2 separate regions of the Mus musculus genome follow, and region 1 is linked to region 2. The links are chromatin loops, found by intact Hi-C in ENCODE. Cell type or tissue: left cerebral cortex. All regions are shown on one strand.

Region 1 (8,000 bases), 53 kb before region 2:
AGCTTCAAGCTCGGAGATCCTCCTGCCTCTGCCTCCCAAGTACTGATGTGTTTTTACAAAGTTGGGAGTGTAGCTCAGAAGTAGGATAAAGACCCTGAATTCTATCCTATCATCCATCTCCAATAATGCAAATAAGTCAATGTTTTTGGTTAACTTCTAATAAATAAACACAAAGAAGAACCCTGCAGCCTGTTCCCACGACTCCAAGGCTTTCCAGTGGCTCTAGACCGGATTCTCTTCCTCAGGATGACCCCCTTCTGAGGTTATGTGCTGGGTTGTTCGGTACTTTTTCGTTTGGGGGATACTGGTATTAAACCCAGGCATTCCCATGTGCTGACTGATAACTCCACCACAGAGCATACATTCCCAGCATAGTCTATGATTCTTAAAGCTTCCTGAAAACGGGAATATCTAGTCTATACTATTCCAAAGATTTTACACGCTTTCAGTTAGTGTTTCATTTCTGAATCAAAAGTGAATTTTGGAGGTTCCGACTTGCATGAAGTGAGCATTAGAGCTCACCTATTCTGCTGCCGAGGGACATCTGATTGTACGAACCCACTTAAGGGATAGATAAAGTCCAAGTACCCCCTGGATCTCTTCCCACACCTCACCCTTCCTCATGGTCTACCCTGATATATTAACAATTTGGTTACTATAACCTTACAACATGTACAAAGATTTTTACCATATACACAGTATATAAAAATGTATAATGTTGTTTTGCATTTTAAATCTGTGTTAAGTGGGTCTTGCTGGATGTATCCTTGGCAGCTTAAAAGTACCCCAAGAAGTAATATTATATGTTTAAAAATTATTATTATATTTCTGATGTAAATCTTCACAAAGCACCACAGCTGATGATGGTGATGATAATGATGATGATGATGAAGATGCTGCTGCTGGTGTGTGTGTGTGTGTGTGTGTGTGTGTGTGTGTGTGTTATGACTTATGTGTGGCTGGCAGGCAGAAGGCAACTTTTGAACTTTGAGGAGTTGCTTCTTGCCTTCCACCTTGCTGAGGTAAGATCTGGTTTGCTCCTGCTGCTTGCTGTCCTGCATACTCCAGGCTTGCTGGCCCATGGGCTTCTGAGTAATTCTGGTTCCCCCATTTTTGCCTTAGGAATACTTAGATTACAGATTCTTGCTACTGCATTCGCTTTTTGAAAAAACATGATTCCAGAGATAAAATTTAGGTGACGAGGATTGTGTGGCAAGTGCTTTTACCTTGTAGAGCCACCTCACTGGCCCTAATATTACAACTTTGAGAGACGTATACACGTTGAATCAAATGCCATTCACATGTTTCCATGCTAGCTCTTTCCACTTCCAGGCTGCACAGGGAAAGAGTAGTGGACATTTCTGCACAGACTTACCTGGTACACAAGAGGGATTCCCCTAGAGTCTGCCGGTGAAGGTGATGTTGGCCTCACGTCTTGGTTAGGGCTTTACTGCTGTGAAGAGATACCATGACCAAAGCAACTCTTGTAAAGGACAACATTTAATTAGGGCTGGCTTACAGGTTCACAGGTTTAGTCCATTTTCATCATGGTAGGAACATGGCAGCGTCCAGGCAGGCATGGAGCTGGAGAAGGAGGTGAACGTTCTGTATCTTGATCCTAAGACAGCAGGAGACTGTTTTCTATAGGTGTGTGTGTGGGGGGGGGGGGGGCTCTGTTCCGCCCTGGACTGAGCTTGAGCCTAGGACCTCAAACCCCACCCCCACACTGACTCACTTCCTCCAACAAGGCCACACCCACTCAAACCAAGCCACACCTCCTAATGGTGCCACTTTGCACGGGCCAAGCATATTCAAGCCACCACACCTCAGATGCACACCTGCTTCACTGTTGCAGGCTATCAGAACTGCTTCCTAGCCTGCCCTTCCCCAGCTAGCGCCATCCTGTCAGCTAACCCAATGGTATGCTCTGGAAGCTCACTGTTGTATGGTGTTGTCCACGGGCACGACCAGTGAGAACGAATCAGCATTACCCCTGGCTCCTCTCTGTCCAGTGCCTCTGGGGGAGCTGGGACCCACTTTGCCAGTACATTCCTTTTCTACTCAACTGCCAACTTGATGAGCTCTAGAATCACCTGGATTCTAGGATCTAGAAGATGGGCTCTGGGCATGCGTGTGAGGGACTATCTTGGGTACGTTCTTTGGGGCCGGAAGACCCACTCACTGTGTGTGGTATCAAGCCCTAGGCTGCTGAGCTGGGATCCAGACGAGAAAGAGAAAGTGTGCTTGGATTATACGTATTGTTTACTCCCTGCTCTCTGTGAGCATGAACGCGGCAAATGCCTCAAGCCCCTTCTGCCGAGCCTTCCCTATAACGAACGACTCTGGGGTCCGTGACCAAATAAACCCTTCCGTCCCGAGACAGCTTTTTGTTTTGTTTTGTTTTTTGTTTTGTTTTGTTTTTAATGAGATAGGTAAGCGTCTCCTTATTTATTCAGTTGGCCCTAAAGTTCTTCACTTGGAAGTTGGTCTCACCAGCTTTGCCTTTGTGTTTCCCCCCTGAGGTAGGGATCGCTAGAGAAGACAGTCCCACTTATCCTGAGCTCCTGAAGACGTTCTGCCGTGTCTCCTAGGAAACAGCCTTACTTTTCCTGAGCAGCTGGCGAAGGTTGTACCCACAATAGAGCTTTGCCCATCTTCCTTCTAGACCTTGCTGCCAATCAATACTACCAGGGTTCTGAAAAGTGTCCTGGGTTCTCCCGGATGCTCCCCATCTTCCTGTAGAACTCAAACGACACAGGGAGTCTGCTGGGCTGACAAGCCCAACCGACACAAGCCTTTCTGAAGACCTCAGTGTGAGCCATTTGCCTTGATGGGTGCTGATCACTGCGGGTGAGGTCCCCAGAAGGCAGGCCAGGGAAGCCTGGTGGAGAGATTGGCATCAGGGGCTTGGGTAATGATGGGTAAGTTGTCAGAGGAAGGGAGGCAGTGTGGTCCGTGCCTGGGGAGGTGCATGCACCTTGGGACCACTCGGGTGCTGTCTGTGGCTTTTGGGTTCAGTGGTGTGGCTGTACCTCACAGTGTCCTAGCTGGGCTTTGGATGGGGCGTGGATTTCTTCTTCAAACGTCCCTCTTATCAGTATGTGACGTTGGGCAGTTGCTAGTTGGTGGGAACCTGACTTGCTAGCTTGCAGCATATATTATGGGGCTTCCTTGTCAATGGCAGCATTTAGAAGTTCTTTGTTTTGTTAATTGCATCTCCCATGGCATTGCCTCCGGACTACCTTGAGTGTAGTTAATATTGTTTAACTGGTGGATGTACTCGGCAAAGGTCTTTCCTTCTGAATCCTTGCCGCTACCAAGGTCTGAGTTGTTCCCAGAATAACCAGCAGGGGGTGCAGCAGGACTAGGGCCTGGGCCCGTCTCATGCCCTAAGGGGTTGTTGCCCTATTAAGCGAGGAGAAACCAAAACAGAATAGGTAAATGCCACAGAGGGGCTGCTGGGCCACGTTCCCTAGAAACTAGTGGCCTTGATTGCCCACCCAGGATCCTCTTCTGTGTCAGGCACTGGCTGGGTATTTGGGTGAGTTTGGGCCTGGTCCATTTTCATGTAACTCCCTCCGGTTGTGCCAGGCTCTCAGACCCTGGCCTAGATGTAGTGGTGGTAGTATAACTTACCGCAGTGATCTGGCTCCAATGTGGGATGCCCGGACTTGGGTCAAGGCCCTGACTGATCAGACGTAATCACAAACCATTCCCCAGCTTTGCAGCATCTTTCTATCCCAGTGCGGGGCCTGGGTACCACAAGAAGATGTCTTGAATGTGGTTTTGAACCTGGCCAGCTTGAGATGCTGCAGAGAGCTGCCCTGGAGTCATACTGTCTGGGCTTGACTGGGGTCTGGGCAGCTGTTGTCACAGGGGGATGAACCTGCTGGGACTGGTCGTTCCCTGAAGTGATGGACTGATGGAGAAACTTTCCCTTCAATGGACAGCTTAGCCCCAGGCAGGCGACATACTCCTGCATCTGACGCTATACCTATGTCTGTTGCTGGATATTTAATCACACTGTGGACCCCAAGATTGTGAACTGGAAAATCCTCATGGTGTGGTTCAACCCAGAGCACACACCTTCAACCCAAGAGCTTTCTGTTGACTGTAAATAGGTAGTGGTGTGGCTCAGCCCTAGCACAAACCTTTCATCCAAGAGCTTTCTGTAAGCAAGAGCTAAATAAAGTTAACAACAGGTCAAGAGGCTGAGCAAGTTGACAACCGGCCAACCGGTTAACAGGGAGTGGAATAAGTAAACCCAGAGAAGAGAAAGGAGGGTCTTAGGAGTTGAAGGATATTTAAGACAGGGAGGAGGAGGGGGAGGAGGAGAAGGAGGAGGAGGGGGGGGAGGAGGAGGAGGAGGAGGAGGAGGGGGAGGAGGAGGAGGAGGAGAAGAGGAGCTTTTCTTTTTCTGGGATGCCAGTGGAGTAGGAAGGTCAGCTGGGTGCTTTCTCTGCCTCTCTGAGCTAGCAGGCTTTCATCCCAGCATCTGGCTCCCGAGTCTTCACTGGCAAAATTGAATGGCAGGAATTCTTGTTTTGAAAATGGCATGTGTCCTTAGCCCGACAGCCCAAGTTGCTCCTATCCCTGACCTTTAAGATAATGCCTGACAACAAGGATCTATTTATTTCCCTGTTATCAGAGTTTCTGGGTACCCCCTTTCTCTCCACTCTTACCCCCTTCCCCCGGCACCTCCAGTGGGATAGAGCCTTTTCCTGTCCATCCCTATCAGGACTGACCAGGGTCCCAGAACTTACCCTCACTGTTTCTCTTAGGAGAAGCTGGCTTAATCAGCTCTTTTTCATTAGGTTTGTATGGTATCTCCGGGGTTCAAAATAGCCTATTACCAATGGAATTACCACAGGGATGGGGGCCTCTGGGAGCATACTCAAAGCTATGCTTGGCTGGCAGCTGGAGTGGGAACTATCCCCGTCCTGAGGCTCCTTGTTAGGCCTCTACTGGTGAGATGAGTCCCTCAGGGTGCCACCCAGCCGTTGGAGGCTGCTTATCCTCTTATCGTCATAGTGTAGTGTTGCTACCCCTGCCTCCCCATGACATTCGTCCCTGTGCCAGCTGGGCACACACTCTGCCCATTTGTCCTGGATGTCTAGTATTTTCTCTAGGGCCTAGACAGACTACACACAATCCTTCCTTGCTGTAGACTAGCCAAGTCATTTGCCATGCTGCTTGTCCCCGTTGGGGTCTCTGATATTTTGGGAGTGTGTGCACATAGGCAATGTGTGTGTGCGCGCGAGCGTGCATGTGTGGTGTAGGCAACAGATAACCTTAAATGTTAGTCCTTGGGCGTTGTCCACTTGGTTTTGTTTTGTTTTTGTTTTTTTGGTGTGTGTGGGGGGTCGGGGCAGGGGATTTTACTGGAATATAGGCAAGGCTGACTGGCCAGTAAGCACCATGGATTTGAACCCTTGTCAGTTTCCACCTCTCCAGCACTGGGATTTCGAACCCACACCATGATGCCCAGCTTCTCACGCCAGTGCTGGGAACCGAACCCTGATCTTCACGCTTGAGCAGCAAGCACTCTGCCTACTGAGCCAACGTCCCACGCCCTTTTGTTTCCCCTTTTGTAAAGCAAAATCAACGGTCATAGCATCTTAGGAGTGCGTTGCGGAGCACTGCTGTCGAGGGCCGCCACCATCGAGGATGCCCTGCATCAGTGACCGTACAAGCCACTGAGGAAGGTGGTGATCCCCGATGGCGATGTGTCTTGGGAGGGAGGCTAGACAGTGCCAGCAGAGCATCGGCGAGCCCCTTCGGTGGTTCCTGTCACCAGCTTCTCACTTAATTTCCTTTGGAAGACAGGTTGCCAATTTCCCTGCTAAAGCTGGACATCGGTATTTACCCTGTAGGCCTCCCCTGGGCCTCTTAGGTCAGCCTGTGCCCTTAGGAGGAAGGAGATGGGTCAGACGGTTCCTCACCGATGAATCAGTGGAAACTGCTATATTATATGAACTCGAATTAATGGAATCTGCTTATGCTGCCCTGTGAATGGGCGAGTGTAGGGAGGTGAGCTAGGGAGGGAATAAAGCATCTACACAGGCTGAGATGGGTTTAAGCTTGATCCTGGGGGATGGACATACTGAGGACTGTGAGGATGGAGAGCAGGAGGGAAGGAAGGACAGACTGCCGCAGGTGAGCTACAGTGGATAGGCAGCGAGCTCAGCACCAAACTCAGAACGGGAGTCTGAGGAGGATATGACGGTTGATCTCGACTGTGAACTTGACAGAATCCAGGCTCTTAGGAGATGAGAATCTGAGCATGCTCACTAAGGGTCTGTATGGTTTGGGCATGCTCATTGAGGGTCGGTATAGTCTGAGCATGCTCCCTGGGTGTATGGGTTAGCCTAGCCACTGGACAAGCCTGTGAAAGATTGGGTAAATTGGAGAGGGACGACCCATCTTGACTCTGGGCAGCACCCTGTCACCATGCTGGTTCCTGAACAGGAGCAAGCGAGCACTGACATCCCTGACCACAAATGTGATGCGACCAGCCGCTCTTGCCTCTGTGGCTTCCTTGGCATGACGGCCTGCGACATCAGACTGTGAGCCAAAACAAAACCCTTCCTTCCTTAAACTGCCTCTGTCGGGTATCTTCATCTCAGCGACAGGACAAGGAACTAATGCTGGGAGGGATCATAAGAGGAGGCTCCGGGGACAGGCCTCCTCGGATCCCTGCACACACCAAGGGGAGGCAGAATCTATTTTCCCCCGTCAGCGGTGTATTTTTAGGTTAAAGATGTGCACAGTGAAGTTACTTTTCTGCCTCACAGTTGGTATTAAAAGCACAGAGTAAGTCTCAATGACTTACAGCTGAACATTTTATCTCCTTAAACAAAAGCCCCTCCCCCTCTCTTGGGTTCTTGCCATTGGCGACATGGGAACACGTGAGAGAGATGCCCACATGGGTGGAAGCGTAGAACGTGGATCAGAGACCCAGGTCTTATGTGTCTGTATTTGATCACCTTTGTGTGGCTGTCTTCTGCCCCACAGGGCTGTGTGGAGTTCTCCATGGAGAGACAGTGGCCCCTCTGTGCTCTTTCTGGTTGCCCGCCCCATTCTGGGGCAGTGCAAGGTTGTGGTTCCAGGCACCCTACTCCTGGGTTCCTCACGAGGACAGACAGTGCTTTTCCCTGACTTGAGGGAATCCCTCACTGCTTGATTCCTGATCTTGACCTTAGACCCCCTTCCTTGATTTCCTGGACTGTAGGGGGGGGGGGGTGTCACCACAGGCCATCTGCAGAGATGTTTTTATTTTCGTTAAATTGTAAGGCATCTGTCTGACTTCACCTGAAGGAGGCCCTTCCCGGGCATATCGATCTCCTTGGCTTCTATCAGCACACTGATCTAATCACCCTGAGTACCTCTGAACACCAAAGCCAGTGAGTGGGCAGTATAGGATCTACCGACTCACACCCCTGCAGAGTTATCTGTAGGATAAAGGAGTCCCAATAAGGTTACAAGCTGGACCCGTGCTGGGTGGGGCCTTGGGTGCAGCAGAAGGGGGGCAGTGACATCATCACCTGCAACCTTCTATTACCGGAGGCCACAGTGGGCCTGGCAGATCTCTCTTCTCTCTTGTAGCCTTAAGTTTATCCTTGCTTGGCGTTCAACCCAAAATGACTTTACCTGTGCACGTATGTACACATGGAGGGATGGGGAGGGGCCTCACAGTGGAAGGTGTCTCTAGCTGCTCTCTAGATGTCACCGAGCTCAGCCACACACGAGCCACACACAGCACACAGGGACAGAGTTTGGCTCCATTCAGGGTATTTTATTTCTTAAAGTAGACAATCTTTTGAGTTTTATATGGTTCACCAGCTCTTCTCTCTCTCTGTTACATCTTAGCTCCTTGGCTGCAGTTCTGTACATTGACCTGGGACACACCGGTACCAAATACAGGGCTGAGAGTGATTTGGCAAGAGCTCCAGTGGTGCCATCCCCTTGCTGGCAGGGCTTTGTAATTGATACACAGCCAA
Region 2 (8,000 bases):
GCCTCCAGTCACACTTGCCCAGTGTCTTGACTGAGGCTGGGCTCCAAGACATATTTCCTGCTACCTGTTGTCCGAGTGGCTACTGGCCACTGGGGACCAAGAGAGACAGGGAGGAGAAATGGTAGCTCACGGGAACAATTCTCAACGTGTGGCTTTGGGATCCCTAGCCAGGAGATCAAAGACAGGCTCACAGGGTAACTCTGACTCTGACTGACCCCACTCGGCTTATCTGGCCACCTAGGAGAATGGAGAAGAGAGGGAGGGAGGTAAGCATATCACAGTCTTACCTGTTAGGCCTCTCTCTCTCCACCCGCTACGGTCTTAGCACTGTCCCCATATGTCCCCATAAGTAGGCTGGCTTTACGGGCATAAGAACAGGTGGTTACACAGGGCAGGCCCTCTGTCAGGCCTAAAGCCACACTGTGGCCATTTTGAAATGCTTAATTTCTTACCAAGGCCACAATGAACTGTGTAGCCAGAGCATCCTGCGATGCTCCAACCCCAGTGCTTACTACAGAGACCCCTCCCCGTCCAGAATGCCTTCTCCAGCTTCCTAAAAGGCCAGTCACAATGGTCTTCTCACCTCGTGCATCTGCCAGCTCTCCAACTTGAGCTTCATCCTCTGGGGACCTGTCTTCCTTGGAACCTCAGTGACCTCACTGGCTCCACAGCTTCCTGAACACTCAGGTGCCCAGGACTCTAGGCTGTCACCCCTGACTTTGCTCTGACCACAATAGGGTCAGACTCTCAGATCCAGTTCCCCCCTGAGTCCCTTCCTCTAGAAGGGATCTTCACAAGCCACCTCCCTTACAGGGCCAGCTGTATCCTTCTAGTGGCTCAGCTAAAACCCCAAAGCTGCCATCTGAGTCACAGCCCCTCATCACCACTTCTACGGCCCCCCTCCCCTTACAGGGTTAGCAGCCCCTCGATTGAAATACTGCCCAGAGCCCAAGCGCTTCAGGGTATCCTCCTCGCCCAGCCTGCTTTTATTTTACTTACAGGATCATTGAGTTCTTGGTAATGGGGATGAAGCCAAGGGCTCACCCATGTTTGATGGTTCTCTCCCACTGTGGGCTAAAGACCCAGGACAGCAGAACACTTCTAAAAGTGCCAATGGGTTCTGCTTTCTCCTCTGTTCTGTGCCCAGGTCGGCTCACTCACCAGACTCTGAGTCTTACCTGACGCAGTCTTAAGACCCTACCCATATGCCTACATTGGGCTCTCGCCCTTCCTCCTCATGTATATGTGTTTATGTATATGTATATGTGGTGTGTGTGTGTGTGTGTGTGTGTGTGTGTAGGCCAGAGAACAGCCTTGTCTGCTGCCTGCCTTAGTTTCTCTCGCTTGGCCTGGTTAGACTATGCTGGAGGGTCAGTAAGTCCCAGGGACCTGCCCAGTTCTACCCCCCAGCCCCAACACTGGGGTTACACGTATGCACCACACCACCCGGCTTATTTACGTGTGTCCCAGGGATGGAATTCAGAGCCTCACGCTTGACTGGCAAGCACTTTTCTGACTTAAACTCTTTTCCCCAGCCTCTCGCTCCCCACCTCCACTTCTGATTTTTGAGACAAGGTCTTGCTCAGGCAGGCATCAAACTTGCCACCACGCTGCCTCTTCTCTTGAGCTCTCCCTCCAGTGTAGACACATTAAAGTGGACGGCTGATGTGGGGACCAGGGACAACATCCTCAGTTCTTTACAGATGAGGACAAGAAGACTCAGTGAAGAGGGGTCTGGACCATAGGCAACAGGACCAGGGCCTATCCCCATGGCTTCTGATGCCTATAGTTCTTGCTTAATGGCTCTAGGGCACAAGAGCCTGCGTACTCCTTGGCCCTCATCAGGTTACATAGAGTGCAGTGTAGCCTCGGCCTGCCTGGAGCTAACTTTGAGTGTCTGCCCTGGACACTTTTATTTCATGTTCCTTTAAGTCAAGACCGGGACTCACGGGCTGCCCCAGGCTTGCATGGCCTCAGGTTTCCTTCCTGGGGGCTTTGGGAGAGCAATGGGCTATCTGCTTCCTGCAGGGTTTCCATGAGTAAGGCGTAGTCAGCAGCTAGCCCACTTCTGCAGCCATCCAGTGTTTTTTAGTCTTGTGAGGTTTTTTTGTGGGATGGCAAAAGCATACTCAGTCCTTGCCTCCAGGAGAGGAAGCGTGTGAGTGCACACACACATGGACGCGCGCGTGCACACACATACACACACACACACACTCGTGCACACGCATGAGCACTCAGACTAGCTAGACTGAGGATACACTCCCCCAAGAAGACTCCTTCTCAGCAGTTTCTCTGCAGGGGCATCTTGGTAGCGGTGTCTGTATTTAGTCATCCAGATACTGCTGGATCCCCCCATAGGATCCGCAGGATCTCTTGAGGTATAGATGAGATACTTTTTTTTTTTTAATCCAAAGGTACCAAAAGGTCTAGGAGGTTGGGGACAAGAGAATTAAGAATCTATTCTCTAGGCTTCAAACCCTGAGTTCCATGGCAGGTCCCTGGACTGGGCCAGGCAAGAAGCACAGACCATGTATTTTATAAGGGCAGGTGGGCTGTGTTCTTGCTGGGGCACCCTGAGCCTCAGCCAATATCCTGTGTGTATGTGTGTGGAGGAGGGGTGTGTGTGTGTGTGTGTGTGTGTGTGTGCGTGCATGTGTGTGTGCACATGTCTATCTTTGATGGTGGGCACACTACCAGGATGAGTAAGAACCAGGCCTTCTGAGAGAAACCAAAACCATCTCTGGGAAGAAGGGAGTAGCTAGAGCTAGGGCAGAAGGTGACATCGGCCTTCTATGGGGGAAGAACTATGTCTATTCACAGCCTGTCTCATAAAAAGGAAAGCATCTGTTAGAGGAACACACAGGAAGAGTTTTACAGCAAATGCAAGCATCTCTTCATGTCTAGAGAAGGCAAATGGAAGAGGCGCTGTTTTATCCAAGCACGGGACAACCCTCTGTAGCCTCCTGGGTCCCCTCAATGGCCTTTCCTACCAGAGTCATTTTTTTTTCCAAAACTTCCCAACTCCAGACTCACCAGCTAAAAAAACTGTCTCCTTCAAAGCAGGTGACTTCATCTCGGCTGGGCAGGGGGCTGGGTGGGTTGGTTACCCAGGGCCCTTGGCTCTGCCAGGAACAAGGTGCCTTGCAAGGGCAGTCCCAGGTGGCCAGGAGCCCTCTCTGGTCTCTGAAGTTCTTTCTCTAACACAACTACGCTCCAGGGGTCACAGAACCTTCCCTTTTATAGACACGGAGGCTGTGGTCTCCACCGAGACAGCCCCACAAACATGGTCAGACAGCCATGGTGTGCCTCTGTCCATTTCCCTTCCTGTGCTTTTTCTGGCCTTTCACCCACCCCTCCCTCATCCATGTCCTGACTCCTCCCTCCCTCAATATCCCTCCCCTGCTCCTTCCCAACCCAGCCAGCTGCCCAAGTTCCTGGGCCTCTCCATTCATTCTCTTCCCTCTGCCCACATTGCCCATTCTGACCCTGCCCGTGTCCTTCAAGCTCCAGTTCAAACGTTACATTGCCCATAGGCAGGTCTGACCTGAGCCCGGGGTATCTCTCTCCCAGGCCCCTCCCAAGCCCCCCTGCACTGCACCGAAGGAAGGCCTGGTTATCAGAGCACAGCCCTATTTCCCCCTGAGGAAGGTGAATCAGTCCTGGGAGGGCTGGCCCAGTCCACTCCCACCCTTCCACCTTAGCACAAGCCCTAGGGGAGCCAGTACTCAGTAAATGTTTGCTTAATTGAATCTGGCCAAGCAGCTTCCTCTAGACAGGGGCCAGGTTAGCAGACCTAGATGATGATTCTCAGCGCTAAGAAACCACTTGGGCAGAAAAGAGTGTCAAGGCTCAGGGTCCTGCCCCAATCTCCTCCACAGACAAGGCGACATCGTTACCAGGCTGGTCCCTCCACCCTGAGACTCACACTCCAGGGAACCCTGGTCTCACTTGGCATTGCTTTCCCATCCTCCTCTCTGTAACAGGATCCCCAATTCTCGGCCTAGGCAGATTCCTGCCATCCTCCATCCAGATAGGCTCAGCACCTCCCTAAAGGCAGAGCCCCCATAGATTCACCGCAGGATCCGGAGCAGAGGCCCTCACACCCCTCCCCAAACACCCCACCGCCTTTTAAGGGAAAAAATATTGAGCCAGGAACACATTACAATCGCAGCAGGTCGATACTCATCTCTGGCTCCAAATGCCTCCAAGGAACCTGCTCCGTTGCAAGAGCGATGACCGAGAACAGCGAGCTGTTGTACCGGGCCTCAGGGCCCTCTCTTCCCGTTTTTATTTTTTTATTTTTTTACCCAAGGCCAAGCTCCTGACACCTGCGGCTGCCTGTACCCCTGGACCCCCGGAGAGAGACCCCCCGCCTGGCGTCGCTCCTGCAGATCGCCCGCCTGCACTCCGCACCCGCTCAGGGCGTGCAGTGGTCCCACATCATCCTCTGCACCCCCTGCCCAATTTCGTCAGGTGGCAGCCACCCCTTCCAAGGGTTACTGGGCCGCCGCTCCTCCCTCCCAAGGCACCTGTCTGGGCCATAGCCACCCCCTGCCCACCTAGCAGACAACCCCACCCCTAGCGGGCTCTCCCACCCGGAGGGGCATCCCTGCCTCTGCACCCCTAGCCCTATAGATCTCGGGTCCCCAGCACAAAGGCCCCAGGCCCCGACCCGGGTGGGGGTGGGGTGCGCCCCAGCCGCGCCCCCAGCCCCGGGTTCAGCTGTGCGCGCCGGGGCCGCTGGTGCGCTCACTCACTCACCTCCCGGGCGCGGCTTCGTGCGTCGGTCGAGCTGCACCCGGCGGGGCGGGGCCGCGAGCGTAGGGCTGTGGCGCCCTGGTTCTGCACGAAGCGGGTGCCGGCGGCCGCGCGAGGACGTGACCGGTCCGCGGGTGGCACACACGCTCCGCCGCCCTGGCTCCCTCCTCCGCCCTCCCGCGCCGCCTGCAAGCGGGTCCACCCGCCCCGCACCGCGCCGCCGCCGGCAGGGGGCGGAGTCGCGAGCGCAGTCCGTTGCCAGGCCAACCGCGGGCGGGGTCTGCCGCTTGTCTGCCCCGCACCACGCGCTGCCGCCCGACCACTAGCTCCGGCTCGTTTTCCATTGGGCGATAACTGCCGACGGACGTGCGAGTAGTCCAATAACGACAGACAGGGGAGGGGCGCGGCTGTGCGCGCGCCGCCTTACCGCACGCGCTGCTGGCTCCAGCTACTGTGGCACTGCACTGCGCCGAGCCTTCCCGAAGCTACTTCTAGCATCTTGGGAAACCCACCTTCAGAGCAGTGTAGCCCCGGTTCCTTGCACGCTGGCTTTCCTGCCCTACCTCAAATGGGGTTCGAACTCAGCCCTGGCAACCTATTCTCCCACAATGTCTTTTTGCAAGGTGCTGTCGTCCAGGCTTCCTTGGATAATGTCAATAATCCTTTAGGGCGCGAGAAAACCCTGATGGGTTAAGCTGGAGAGATTTCGCAGCATATGGTTCGCCCTCTCTTCTGCTCTCCTTTTTTAGCATGTAGGGGCACTTCTGGGAGTCGACCCCCGCAACAGAGAGAAGCCGAAGGGTCCCAGATCAATGAAGCCCCTGACCTCTTTGGAAACTCCCCAGGAGACATCAGATCTTTGACAAACGAACCTAGCTGTGAGATTCTACTCTCATCAGGAGGAGTCCGTCTGTGGGTCTTGGCTGGTAGTACCTTACTCCTGTACAAGAAAGACTCAGGCCAGGTGCCACCACAATAGTGCCTCTCTGCCTTCTCCATCCTTGTAACTTTAAGCATATGTGCCTTAGAGCCCAGGATGAGATGGGGAGCCATGACGATAATGTTGGTGCTTGCCAGCTAGACGCTCCAGAGGCAGGACAACATCACACCACTTTCCGTGGGATTGTCTCAATTGTGCAGTGGCTGACTGTTGTACTGCATACCCCAGGTAGACAGCCCACCTGTGAAAGGGCTGCCTAAACTTTTAGGGATGGGACCAGGTACTGGTTATGGGTACTACTGAAGCCAGTCAAGACACCTGTCTTGCTACAGTGACCAATAAGGACCGAAGGACTTTTGCTAATGGCTAAAGAGCATTTCTACCAACTCATCCGGCTGTGCAGCCAGTCTGTCACTGGAACCTGGCTGAGAGTCAGTCTCCTAATCTGTCAAAAACTGTACTATCGACTCTTCAGAGGGTTAATGTATGTAGGAAATACACCTTAGCAAGTGATTTAGGCTGGGCAGAGGCAGTTTCTGCAGCAGGTTCAGGGGGCAGAGTTCATCCTTCTGCTGAGGGTAAAACCAATGTAGGAATTACATTTGACAGTTGAATTTGCAATGGAACTTACAATATTCCTGGCGAGGGAGCAGAGGCTAGTCCCTAGACAGTCTACCTGGGCTGGTTGGGGTCTGCTGGACCTGACACTGGCAACTACCACAAAGTGAGAGGCTTTTGTCTCATGTGGTCTTTTACTGGTGGCCTCCACACTTTGCATACTTATAGCATATAGCTCTCACCTTTTTAGAAGGGTGAGGTGGGAGTGGGTGAGTGGGGGTGGGGGAGGGGGTGGGAGTGTTCTTGGAGGGGGGACCCCTACCAGGGGACAACAATTGAAATGTAAATAAATAAAATACTAGTACTAGTACTACTACTACTACTAATAATAATAATAATTATAAAAAAAGAAGACACTGGAAGCTGTAAAGTGGAGGGAGAGCATGTAGAAAGCATGATCATTCGTTCTTGTAGCTATGTCGTTATGGCAATCCAGTGGGGCTTCAGGAGCATATAGAAAGGAGAACAATGAACAGTGGGCTAGCTTTTTGAAGAAAAATGCTTGGGCTGAGCAAGGATATCAGAGAGAGGTGAGTTCCAGGGTGGGCATGAAGGGACGTGAGGTTCAGCGAGAACCTTTAGAAAGGCTAACTTGTGCACACTGGCGCCTATCAAACCTGCAAGACTACTAGCTAATGGCCTTTTAGTAAGATTGAGGAGGTTGGCTTAAGAGCCAGCAGAGAAGTTTAAGATTAGTTTTCTACATCCGAGAAGGCAGTTGAGAGAGGCATGGGCTCACAGACTGTGTGAGCTATGTTGTTGAGAATAGTCAGATAATGAAAACCTCGAATAGAGAAAAGAGGAACAAGCTCCAAAGTCAGTCTACAAGGTCTAGTGCTGGCTAGAGCCTGCTGCAACAACAACAACAACAAAAATAAATAAATAAAGTAAATAAAATCTCAGGGACATTTACTCCCTATTGACTTGAACCTAGCTGGTCCTCTGCTAGCCTTCCTGCTTCTCCACTGTGGGCAGGGGGCATCCTGCTCCTCTCTGGAGCTTCAGCTATCCAGGACCTGTCCTTTAGGGATGGCATCTGTCCTGGCTGGCTCCTTTCTGTGCTCTGCCTATCCCTATCTCCCAACACTCACTGATTCTCAGGCTGTGGCAACAGGGTGGGTTTCTGCATTTTGTTTTCCTTGGGGTCCGTGTATTTCCCCCCCAACATGTCAGACTGCACCTGGGTTAGTTATAAATATCCAGGCCTGCCTCTTGTCTTCTTAGCTGAAAAGCAACAATGTAAATGAGCAGAAAAGACACTGCCAGGCACAAACTTTAGTTTTAAATTTCCCCCTCTGTCTCAGAATGAGTCTTGGTTTTGCTGCTTAGAGACAGATGCTTTGCTGGCAATCCTTTGGTGTTGGGCCTTGCTCTCTGGGCCTCAGTCTCTTACCAAGGAAGGGGGCTAGATAGAAGCAAGGAGATCACCTCTAAAATTATAACTTTTCCGGCCTCACTTCACTTTGTCCTTCCCTTAGCCCGAGTATGTCTCATCTCAAGACAGTAGTCTCAGGGAGCAGGGACATCAGCCCCTGGGGTTTCCTGGGAAGCTTAGCCCCAGGGGCAGAGTTAGGGCAGAATCAAGTGCCAGTCAAGGGGATGCATAGCTTCTACTGGCGTTTAACACTGAGGCCATTTCGGTACTGAGGAAAGCAGGCTCAGAGATTCAGTAATAGGTTCAAAG

Evidence for each region. Peaks named below come from ENCODE experiments on the same cell type or tissue, not always from the same donor. Only the 100,000 strongest peaks of a DNase experiment are listed, where the experiment ranks them.
Region 1: it touches region 2 in a loop (2.9-fold over the local background); 2 of 42 quality-filtered maps call a loop at or near these places.

Annotation. Positions count from the first base shown.
Region 1 is chr10:75,016,682-75,024,681 of GRCm38, reverse strand. The region is part of intron 4 of Rsph14 (radial spoke head homolog 14 (Chlamydomonas)); the gene reads left to right. It overlaps Gnaz (guanine nucleotide binding protein, alpha z subunit), which reads right to left. Exons shown (of 4, transcript NM_010311.4): 4 at 7,775-8,000. It overlaps Gm40692 (a long non-coding RNA gene), which reads right to left and starts at 1,481. Exons shown (of 4, transcript XR_003948909.1): 1 at 1,376-1,481. In left cerebral cortex, a CTCF peak has its summit at 3,346 (motif pointing right); DNase peaks (open chromatin) are centred at 3,351 and 6,712.
Region 2 is chr10:74,964,144-74,972,143 of GRCm38, reverse strand. All of the region lies in intron 4 of Rsph14 (radial spoke head homolog 14 (Chlamydomonas)), which reads left to right. Gnaz (guanine nucleotide binding protein, alpha z subunit) reads right to left here and starts at 4,967. Exons shown (of 4, transcript NM_010311.4): 1 at 4,762-4,967. In left cerebral cortex, CTCF peaks have their summits at 4,977 (motif pointing right) and 5,908; DNase peaks (open chromatin) are centred at 2,795, 4,076 and 5,116; H3K4me3 peaks cover 2,894 bases; H3K27ac peaks cover 2,302 bases.